Regions from separate parts of the Mus musculus genome. Here region 2 is linked to region 1. The links are chromatin contacts, found by Hi-C or POLR2A ChIA-PET in ENCODE. All regions are on one chromosome and are shown on one strand. The core of a region is the stretch at or near the end of the contact, and the rest is flanking DNA. Distances in the headings are between cores, read along the strand shown. Region 1 holds the start of Sestd1 (SEC14 and spectrin domains 1). Region 2 overlaps Gm35317 (a long non-coding RNA gene).

The links. Hi-C counts contacts between places; a loop is a spot of excess contacts on that map. ChIA-PET counts read pairs that join two places held with the same protein, here RNA polymerase II (POLR2A).
Region 2: a loop to region 1 is called in a map of left cerebral cortex, with 2.9 times the contacts of the local background. The contact joins the enhancer-like site here to the promoter of Sestd1 in region 1. A Hi-C loop is called at or near these places in 4 of 37 maps with a recorded cell type or tissue (T-helper 1 cell and left cerebral cortex). POLR2A ChIA-PET finds 5 or more read pairs at or near these places in 2 of 5 experiments (both embryonic stem cell).

What each region holds. Positions count from the first base shown.
Region 1 is chr2:77,277,126-77,282,784 of GRCm38, forward strand. It overlaps Sestd1 (SEC14 and spectrin domains 1), which reads right to left and starts at 3,467. Exons shown (of 18, transcript NM_175465.6): 1 at 3,430-3,467.
Region 2 is chr2:77,314,419-77,320,077 of GRCm38, forward strand. It overlaps Gm35317 (a long non-coding RNA gene), which reads right to left. Exons shown (of 4, transcript XR_866499.2): 4 at 5,303-5,659. Among named protein-coding and RNA genes, the nearest start is that of Gm35317, 6.7 kb to the right of the region's middle. Within about 2 kb of position 2,795, at least 2 of the 3 ENCODE cell types and tissues checked have a DNase peak (open chromatin) inside an H3K27ac peak, as active enhancers do.

The DNA.
Region 1 (5,659 bases), core at 2,217-4,716:
GATTATTTTTGAAAAAAATCATTCAATTATTTTTAGCCCTAGAGGGAATAAATTATTGGGGAAATAGAAGCCACCGAATTTACAGGCTGACTGTCAGAAAGAATGAACAAGGGCTATAGGATCAAATAGGCATGAAGAACTAGATACTCTGTTTCCTCATCTAACATAAGGTCACCATGACTTTCCTCCATCAGGATGGGAGAAACAATTTATCTTTAGGAACATAACAAAGTCTGGTAACAAAGCAGTAAGCTCATACACTTGCTCCCTTAAATCTGGTTCAAGTTTTCCCCCAATCTTGCCATTCATTAACCAAGCAAAATGAAACATCTGCATGCCTCATCGAGCAGAAGAATGCAGGAAGAAGTCAAGTCAAAAGGCAGACTCTGTCTCTAAGAGTAAAGTTTAAAAACAAGCAAATCATAGACTCTTTCGGCACCTGCCAGTAAACCTCGTAAAGTCTACCTACCTGCTAGAGCAATTTAGAGATTAAATATGAAAATACCCACACGGGCATAAACTATAAACATTCTTCAAAGAAAACATGCAAATACTAATAGAAACATAAGGTGAAATGCAAATAAAAACCACATCACTTGACAGCCATTAGGACTGGCAGGGCTCATCAAATAAAACAAACATTAGCAGTAAAACTATGGAAAAGAGGAACCCTCGGGTCAGGGGTGTGGCTCAGCTGGTAAAATGCCTGCATGTGTAAGATTCTGAGCATCAACACCAATACCACATCAAAAATAAATTAACTGAAGAAAACAGAACCTTCACACATTAGTGGTGAGAATGCCAGTGTACGGCAGCTACGGGAAACAGTTTAATGGTCCCTCAAAACGCAGTCTTCACCATGTGACCGGGAATTCCACACAGAGGTAGAGTCCCAAGAGAAATGAAAATATATACATAAAATATCTGAAGATGAGTATATACCACAGCATTACACAACAGTTGATGTAAAATAACCCAAACGCACATCTGCTGAATTAACAGATTTTGGTATATCCATACAGTGGAATATTATTCTGTTATGAAAATGGCAGACTATAATATAGATGAACACTGATGACAAGTTAAGGAATTAAAGGCCACATAGGGCATGCCCAAAAAAGACAAATAAATCCACAGAGACAAGGAGCAGTTGTGCTTGCCTAGATTTGGCTGTGATGTTTACATAATCTCATGAAAATACAAAACTACAAAATCCTCCACTGTAAGAGTGACTTCTATGGCATGAGATAGATCCCAAACAAGCCTACTATAGGAATCTAAGTTTTTTCTCCTTTTATTCGAAATACCCTGTTTTTCTATTCTATAGGCCTCTACTACTGTAATACAACACTGACCAACTCGGGGAGAAAAGGATTTATGTCACTTCACAAGGTCTAATCCACCAGCAATTCCCTTCCAGCAGGGTAACCAGGGCAGGAACTTGAGGCAGGAACGGAAGCAGAAGCTGCTTGCTTCCATGGCTTGCTCTGTTTGCTGTCTTAAGTAAGCCAAGACCACCAGCCCAGAAACAACATCAGCCCCCAGTGGCCTGGGCCCTCCCATACGTATCATTGGTCAAGAAAATGCCCCCACAGACATACAGTACGACCATTTGATAGAGACAATTCCTTAAATAAGAGTCCCTCTTCCCAGGTAAGTCCGGTTAACAAAACTAACCAGCACACTAGTAAACGGCCTACTCCTACCCCACCCCCCAAGATATTACTGTGTTTGCTTTCCAAAGCTAAAAAAAAAAAAAAAAAAAAGCTTTTGGAAATAAAAGACTACACATGAATGGTGTTTTTAATAAAGTGAACTTATTCCAAAGAAACTGTACAAATCTGCTATTATCTTGTTCCTTAAAAAAAAAAAAAAAAAACAAAATTAACTGTGTTTGTTCTAAGGGAATTCTTATAGAATACATATGTGTATACATATACATACATCAAAATGGGATTTTTTTCTCCACTACATTAGTGAGAGTGCCTGTTTATAATACCTTTAGGCACCTGTCAATCAACTGAAACCCAGGTAGACCCTTCTTTCTGTCCTTGTATGTTCTGCAATCTGCTTCCATCACTGCATCCTAATCTCTTCCATGGACCAAGGCTCATTCACAGTGGTTAAAATGCAGGTAAACTTTAAAAGCATAGAGTAGGGCCAATGTTTAAGGTTAAATTGATCTGGGATGTCTGAATACATATTTAGCAAAATGATTTCCTGGAATTGGGGATATAAAAACAATCAATAGAGATGTGCAAATGCTTAGTAATTCCTTTGGAGTTTTGTTGTCGTCATTGTTACAGGGTAAAGGCAGCCACCAAGTTCTGTCCACAAAAAAGTATTATGTATAAAGGCTTCCTGGTTCTAGAACAAAGAAAGTATTTTATTGCCTAAAGCAAAGGGAAGATATTTTCCTTCTATTTAGTATTGTTATACTAAAATAGCATACCAATGAAACCAGCTAGGTGTGACAAGTCCCAAGGTTTGTAAACAAAGATAACTGTTCTTTATTGTGATTTCTTCCTTGATAGGGGTAAATCCACCCCCCTAAAAAAAATAAAATAAAATTGATTCAACCAAAGAAAACCACAGGGATTTTCCAACATGGGGGGTGGGTACCCTGAATGACAATGTTAATGTGAGAGATTGTCAAACTGCTGGCAGGCATGGTGGGTTATGCTGGATACAGACAAAACCTAAAGACAGCTAGGACCTGTCAAACAGCAGCTGTCTAGTTATTCCCACAGCAGAATTCCCAACTTCTCTGGGTGAGGGCCATGTGTGAGAAGGTGTCAAAGCCTGGAGAGTCAAGGGGTCGTCAGTGTCTGTATGCCCAGCCACAGACAGGGTGAATCCCACCATCCCCTCCAGAGCCGGGCATACTGAGACTGTCCTTCTTTCTAAGGGACACTAGATATCTCAGGTCCCCGCACCCTGGCCAAGTATCTCCGGCCTCCCTTTGTGGCCCTCTGTGACTGGAGGGCTGTGACCCGCCCGCAGGCCCCGGAGAAGCCGAGCCCTACGGCAACCCCGGAGCTCCGGCCCTGCAGCCCGCGTCCCGCACCGGCAGCTACCGGCACACACAAAGGAGCGGGCCGGGATGCGGGGGCGCGGGGGCTTGCCTGGGATGCTCGCACGCGGGGAGGGAGTGGAACCCCATGAATCCAGGCTGACACTCAAACCTGTTGCTGGATTCGGGGCCCAGGGACCCCGCCAGGGCGCGGGCGCAACGGGTGCGGGCCGAGGCCGAGGCGGCGGGAGCGGGGAGGGCCCGCGGGGCTCGCACCTCGGGCGCTTTGTCTGCGGCGGGCGCGGACCAGCCGGCGGCGTAGCAGGGTGGGGGAACCGCCGCCGCCCTCCCGCCCGCGCCACGCGCGTCCCTGTCCCGCGCGGCCTGCGCCCCCCGCCCCGCGCGGCCGCACTCACCTGGCTGGCGCGGGCCGGGCTGGCGGGCGTTGGGGACGACGCGGGGACGCCGGCGCGGCGGGCGGAGAGCTGGGCGAGGCGGGAGGGAGGCGGGCCGGGGGCGGAGCGGCCCGGGCGGCGGGCCCGCGGCAAATCGCTGCCCGGCCCTCCGTGCGTCAGGCTGGGGGGCGGCGGCGCGGGTGGCCCGGCCACCTCCCGGCACCCGCGGCCTGGCCCTGTCCGCGCGACCTCGCGTGCGCCCGTGGCGGCCGCGCGGAGACCCCGCCCGGCGCGGAAGGGGGCGGGGCACTTGGGATTGACGTCCTGTGGTCCCCACCCCGTAGAGCTTGACCGCGTGGGTGGTGGAAGCTACCCGGGCCGGGGGTCAGGAAGTGTGGCTGGAGTGGTCCTAACACTCTTTTATTTGTTTTCTCCTGCTTCACCCATCTCCCACTTCCATAGTCTCTAAGGTCTCCCCTAGTGTAGAAACCCCTGTGTGCTGGGATGCCTGTGGTACCATGCACACAGGGTTGGAAACTGGAGGGGCAAAAGCTGGTTGGGATTCCAGACTTTTGTTTGACTCTGGGGATCTTTCTATTGGATGATCCAAAATTCACAAACGGGGCTTTCTGACGATGACTACCTCAGTATCCTCTTTTATTATTTTATTGCACAAGTCACTTTTAGGTCATTTCCTGAATTCAGTTCAAAAGAGTCATCCGCACAAAACCACAATGGCCACATGGTCGCTATGCCTGGTCTTCCATAGGATGCACAAGGCCACCCCAGTATAACCCAGTTTCGTTAACAATCTCTCTCCATTCCAAATAAGCACCCAACTTTCTCTGTTTAAGCTGCTTGGCTGAAAATAGAAGAGCAATTTCTTCCTGTTAATTCTGGGTGACAAATCTGTGTCTATTGCTACTACTTGGTCAAAGAAATCCTACTGTTAGCCACTCTTGAGAGCCATGGCTTTCTAGATTCACTTCTGCTTGAGTTCCATGTAACTGCCAACCCTCCCCCGGCCCCCAATCGAAGCCCAGCGTGCCTCTTCTGTATCTAAAAACCCTCATAGGTTGTGTATGTAGACTAGAATCCGCAGTAGACTCCACAACCTCTTCACCTGCTGTTCTATCTTCTGCCACATCCACACACCACACAGATTCCACAGGCTCTGAGGCTATGCTTCCATAGCTCCTCCCACTTGAAATCCATCCCTTGCATAGCCAGATGAACTCCTACCATCCCCAAAGACAGCTCATGACTTCTTCCTAGTACTGGCTCACAGGCCAGCCTCATCCCACACACCATAAACTAGACACTCTGTCCTCTCTACTTTCATAGAACCTTTGAGTTCCTGTGATTATCTTTACTACTTTCTTTCTTTGGTGGTCTTTTCTTCCTGGACCGTGTGATCCTTAAAAGAACAGAGATTTGACCTTGCTCATTTTGGGTTCCCCAGGGCATAGTACAGTGCTCAACACAAGGAAAGTTCTCTTTAACTGTTGAGATTAGGTCGTTATCTATCCAACAAAAAGTGTCTGTCTTCAAAGAGGAGGATCTACAACAAACTTGACACCCTACTGTGATTTTTCCTCCCTCTGCCCCGTGGGATTCTCTGCTTATCATGTTAAAACCCGTGTTTTCTCCGCTCACATTCTTCGCTTATCCAAATAACACAAGTGCATGCCTAAGGATCCTCTCCAGTAATTTTCAACACCATCTGACTTTTGTGTGTACTTTCTACTTACCCATGGGTCCCTCGGAGTGTCACTCAGTCACCTGATAAGAATCAAGAGGAACTAACAAAACAAATGAAAAACACTGGAGTATGGATTCACAGAAATGAGGGTGTTGCGCCTCCCAGGAGCTGACAGAGGGAACTCAGCTCCATCTTTTCAGCTGAGTAGGCCCCACAGCCAGAGTTCCATGTAAGCATTTGTAGAATTGTGTGTGTACGTGTGTGTGTGTGTGTGTGTGTGTGTGTGTATGAGACATGTACGAGAGAGAGAGAGAGAGAGAGAGAGAGAGAGAGAGAGAGAGAGAGAGAGAGAGAGAGAGAGTCATATCCTTGCAAAACACGTATCTATCACTTGCTTGAGCCTCAAGGGCCATTCCTCACTCTACAGTAGCATTTTCTCTTTAAGGTCCCGCTGCCGGCTCTGTGGAACTGAACTGTGTGTCTCTATGAACTCAGATGGTAGATAATGATATTGGTAGAAACATCACCTGTTTTAAATTATAAGTAGAG
Region 2 (5,659 bases), core at 1,545-4,044, 37 kb after region 1:
CGGGTGGCGGTGGAGGAACGTGTGCTGCCAGCGGAGGGGCAGTTTGAGTACCGTTAACAATTAATCCAACACTTTGGAACCATCTCTATAGCCTCTCTTCTTTCGTTCTAATCCCATCACCACGTCACTTCCAGTTTGAGCTTTTGTAACTGTGTGGGCCCCATATCTTCATGGAGGTATACTGAAGTGATGCCTCTGTATTCTTAAACCTGTTTCCCTGCCTTGCTCTCTACCACACTTCGTTGCACTGTGCTTCTGCTTGCTGTTTTCACAACCACGTAATGTTATCTGTCTGCTTTACCCCTTGAGTTTTAGATTTTTATTTAAGGGTCTAGAGAGATAGCTCAGTGGTTAGATGCACTCGCTGCTCTTCCAGAGGACATGAGTTTGTTTTTCAGCATCCGTGGGCTGCTCACAATCACCAGTAACTAGTTCCAGGGAATCGGCCCCCTCTTCTTCTCTGAAGGGGAAACACAGTGGTATACACTCACATAGACACATATACAAAAATAAAAATGAACTTCATTTTGAAAGTCTCTCATTAAAGGTTTTATACCTCCTAGAAAACACAGCCCCTCACCTCCTGATTTCTCACAATTCAAGCCATGGGGTACCTTGAGTTCCTTAAGCTTATGACATGGCACCTGTCACAGACTCTGCTATGTCCTTCACCAACTGAGCACTTTGAAGGCAGACTCAGATTGTGCAAGGCCAGCACATGGTCAGTGATTACTGAGTCCTGACTAAGGTTGATAGGGAAGTAGTCGAGCGTGGAACTTAGTTGGATAGTGCACGTTTACTCCCAAAGGGAAAAGCAACAGAAGCTGTCATCTCTGAGAGGAGAGCTTGGTGAAGGGTTAGCAAAGGAAGACCTTTCATGTTTTCCTTTTATGTGCTTAAAAAAAAAAAACCCTAAGTGGCCTGCTGTGCAGGGTTTATGAGAACATGATAGGACTGTTATCACAACTAGGTCTTGCCTTTCGTTAGACTTCCCACTAATTGGATGACCTTGGGCAAACCACTCAATTTTCTCATTGTAAAGTCCGAGAATTGGCTAAAGTGGGGTTCTTTTCAGATCTTTCTCAGGTTTAAAATGCTACGGTTTTACAAACGGAGTGAATTAGCAACTTTGTAATGGAATTCTTAGTTCTTTCCCCCTGATTCCAGATGAGTTTTTCTCTTTGGATGTTAAAAGGCTATTGCAGGGCTGGCGAGATGGCTCAGTGGTTAAGGGTGCTGACTGTTCTTCTGAAGGTCCTGAGTTCAATTCCCAGCAACCACATGGTGGCTCACAACCATCTGTAATGAGATCTGATGCCCTCATCTGGAGTCTCTGAAGACAGCTACAGTGTACTTACATATAATGAATAAATAAATCTAAAAAAAAAAAAAAAAAAAAAAAAAGGCTATTGCAGTTTCTCACAAGGAGATAATATCTCATGTAGGCACTGCAGTTCAGACCTAAACTTCTTGCCTGAAGTACTATAGAGAAGGAAGAATTCCTTCACCCTCCTGGCACACATTCTGTGCCACCCTCAAAGGCAAAATAACATGCACTTCTTCTGAGCTCTCCTAGATTCTAAGTTCTATATTTTATATTCCACATTCTATAGTCTACATTCCACATTCTGTGTTCCACATTCTACATTCCAATTCCATATTCTATTTTCTTCTAAATCATATATATATTCTATATTCTATGTTCTATATTCTCTATTCTTCTCTATTCTATATTGTATTATATATAGTCTATGTTCCATATTCCATATTCTAGGAGATAGAAATAGAATCCCCCACTAGGTGCCAAATACATTTGAGAAATTGCTGCAGTCTAGAGCCTTTCTTGGAGACAACCAATGTATTTGCTCTCCTGAAGGCTCAGAGAAGCCCCGCTGTGTGGAAATGCACTTACTGGCATTTTCCTAACCAAGAAGCATGGAAAGTGTGCTCCCCTGCACATGTGTTCGTGTTTGTGGCAGTGTGTTCCGATGGCACCAAACTGGGAAAGTCATTTTGAATGACCTCTCTGCTGTGTGGTTTAACTGTTGTCTCCATGAAATCTCTTGTACAGGTAGCCTGACCTAAGTTAGGACTGTCTCGCAGACGTCCTCGATGACAGTCTTTCCAATCCTGCCACTGTCTCTCCTAGCTCCCTTTCCTGTCTTACACTGCCTTGATATAAAAGTTGACTCATATGAGATTTATAAAGGCTATCTATATACCTAACCTTAGAAGATTTCCATTTTAAATCCTCTTTATAACATTATACAGCACATTTCTACAGATACGGCTTAGTTATAGAAAACCTCCATCTGGTCTAGTGGCCACTTAAGCTTCCCTGAAAAAAAATCATTATCTTAGAAATTGCTTACATTTTTTGTCCAGTCACACTTGAATCGTACCTCACTAGTAGAGAAATCTTTTGAAGGACAGAAGAACTTCTGCTCGGAGGACCCGTTGAACTCTGAGTGTGGCATGCCACTCTCTTGTCAGGAGCAAAAGCTAAAATAAACTCTGTAGAATGCCTCTCTCATGATTTATTGTTCCTACAAGCACTTCTCGCCTCTCCCAAGCACATCCCATCGAGTTAAGATGAGAGTTGAGGCCCCATACTGAACGATTACAAAGCTTCAGTTACTTGTCCTACTTTACAGGGATCTGCTTTTAAGGCAGGCACAGCACAGTGCTCTGATAGATGACGGTGCTGGACCATGCTCAGCATGACCAAAGACAGCTGCAACCATAGTTAGCATGAGGCTAACGGCTCTGACCTGACTGCAGAACCCTGTCTGTAAGCGCAAGCCAGCACTGGGGCTGTAGCCAACGGAGTTGACAGCTGTCTCCTCAGGAGCATTGCAGAACAATTTCAGTGAAGCAAAGTCAAGTTCATTTTGAAAATCCTCTGGTTTTCAATCTGAGGAGGCTGAGAAGCTGAATGTGGCTAATCTGAATGATGTCATAATAGTACAATTCAGGATTCAAATGAAACAATGGATTTGATGGGGCTTTGACATAAATACCAGTTAGACAGAAAGCAACGCATCGCTGTTTGGGGCATTGCTTTTCAAAGACAGACTCACTCTACAAAGAAATCTGCAGCTGTAAAATACATGAATAAAATAGACTGGTCAGAGTTTAAAAATAGAGTTATAAATATTTTAATATATTTGCCCTCAGGTCATTTCATGGGTATCATAAGTAAAATAAATTGAGTACTGGCATAATAATACGTAAGTTAATTGAATACAGTGTGTAACTCATAAGTCAATTCTATAAGAACTTTAAACAGGTTAAAGTCAGTAAAAGAAAGAAATAAAAAAATGAGAGAGAGAGATACAAAGATCATTGAATGGTATCATCGAACATATAGATAGACAAAAAAAAAATAATCATCTTGATATACCTTTTCAAGTAGTAATGGGTACATTGAATACAGAGTGCTTTTAGAACTAAATAAATGAATCAAGTTTAAGTAAAACATCAAATGATTATAAGTTGTTTATATACATTGTTACATATTTATGAGATGAAGTTGTAAGCAGTCATTAAAAATTATGGCTACAATGATTACCTAGTGATAAAAGATGATATTGTGCTAAGTGAAAAGGCTGAACTATAGCAAAATTCATAAGCCTATATACTTAAGATTAAGTTTAAATATGTGTGAAAAAAAACTTCTAAATAACAGTGTTTAAATAACAGTGTAAATAGAAGCTTATTTCTCTGTTAAGCATAAGTCCTTTTGGCCGTTCAGGGCTGGAACAGTAACAAAGCAGACAGTGTGCTTCAGTGTTGAATTCTGAAGGGACTCAATCTCAGAGATGACTCCAGAAACCGTTTTGGGCTTCAGGCATGAGGATAAACAGAGGTGAAGGGCAACGGCAAGTATGCACGTGTTGCATCTGAGGACTGATTCCCAGAGATGACACATGACCCTTCAGCTTGGATTCCTTTGAACTGAAACCAGCTAAGCAGCCACTTGTAGCTGCAATGGAAGCTAGGAATGTCAGACTCTCCGTCTCCTATCATGCAATCTTTTATGCAGCTCACAATCTGAGCCTTATCACCACAAAAAGGAGAAATCTTGATGGCAAGCAAAAGTTATTGTTTGCCAACCTTTTACAACTATATAATAAAACCAAGAGAGGGCTGAGGAGATGGGTCAGTGTGTAAAGCATTGGCCTTGCAAACACAAGGACTGGAGGTCTGTTTATGTGCTCTACTACTGCGTTTTTACATCTTTGTTCAACAGGAAAATGGGTTTATAGTTTTCTTATTGTGTACTTATCTTGTTTGTGTACTGTGATGGCTATTCTTGGTTGTCAATTTGACTACATTTGGAATTAACTAAAACCATAAAATAGAGAGCATTCCTGCAAGGGATTTCTGCTTAATTTGAAGTGGGAAGATCTACTTTGGATCTAGACCTTTGAGGTAGGAAGACACACTTTTAATGTGGATCTTTAGCTCAGATCTAATCTGAAGGACACCTTCTGCTGGAAGCCTGCATACACGGGAGAAGGAAGCCTTTGCTCTTTGCCTTCACTCTCACTGGCAAGTCCACTCCTTCACTGGCATTAGAGCCTTCTTCCTTGGGATCTGAGCAGATACTGAATACCAGCTGAGACATCAAGCCTTGTAGACTGAGCAACTACTGGATTCTGGGATTTCCTTTCATAGTCAGCTGTTATTACATCATCTGGTCTTACTGGGTATATATATATATATATACCCAGTAAGACCACACCTACTCCAAATAGGCCACACCCACTTCAAATAGGCCATACCTCCTAATAGTGCCACTCCCTGGGCCAAACATATTCAAACCACCACAGTAGTCAAAGGATTATTTGGAGGACGTATAGTAACCTAGCCTTTTTGTATTTTTTGCGGTGCTGCCATTGCAATTTGTGCATCTGTTGATTTGGATCGCCCTTCCAGTTTTATTTGGAAGTCTTCACAATGAGCAGCCTACTCGTGAGGACTCAACCCACTCAAAAGTACCACTCAAAACAAGAAGACAGATTGCTCTCCTAACACCACCAAGCCAACCTAGTTAGAGAAACACATTAAAATTAAATAAATTCCACAAACACATCGCCAATACTTATACACCAGAAACTGGCAAAATTAACATACACTGTTACATGAAGTTAAAAATTATTCAGATTTAATGAAAAACAGCAAATGAGTGAGATTACAGAAGAGGTAAGGGAAAGAGAGGAAGTAGGGTTAATAAAATAATAAAAGGAAAAGAAGAAACAGATTGTTATTTTAAAGGGAAAAAAAGAAGAAAGCCAGGTGGTGGTAGGACATGCCTCTAATCCCAGCACTTAGGAGGTAGAGACAAGCACATCTCCTGGTCTACAGAGCAAGGTCCAGAAGGTCCAAGGTTCCACAAAGAAAGCTTGTCTCAAAAAACCAGAAGCAAAGGGAAGGAGAGTGTGATAAGAAAAAAAAAAAAAGAACAAAAAAGAAAGAAATACTTCCCTATTGTGAAAAAATAAGGAAAAATTTATAGCTGGGATATAAAAGCATATAAAATCTTTAAATAAGGCACAGTCAAATACTATTCAAAGTTCAGTATGACGAGAAAAATGGGGAATAAGGGAGCAAAACCGAGAGAGAAGAGGTGGAGGGGGAAGAAGGGCAAGGAGGA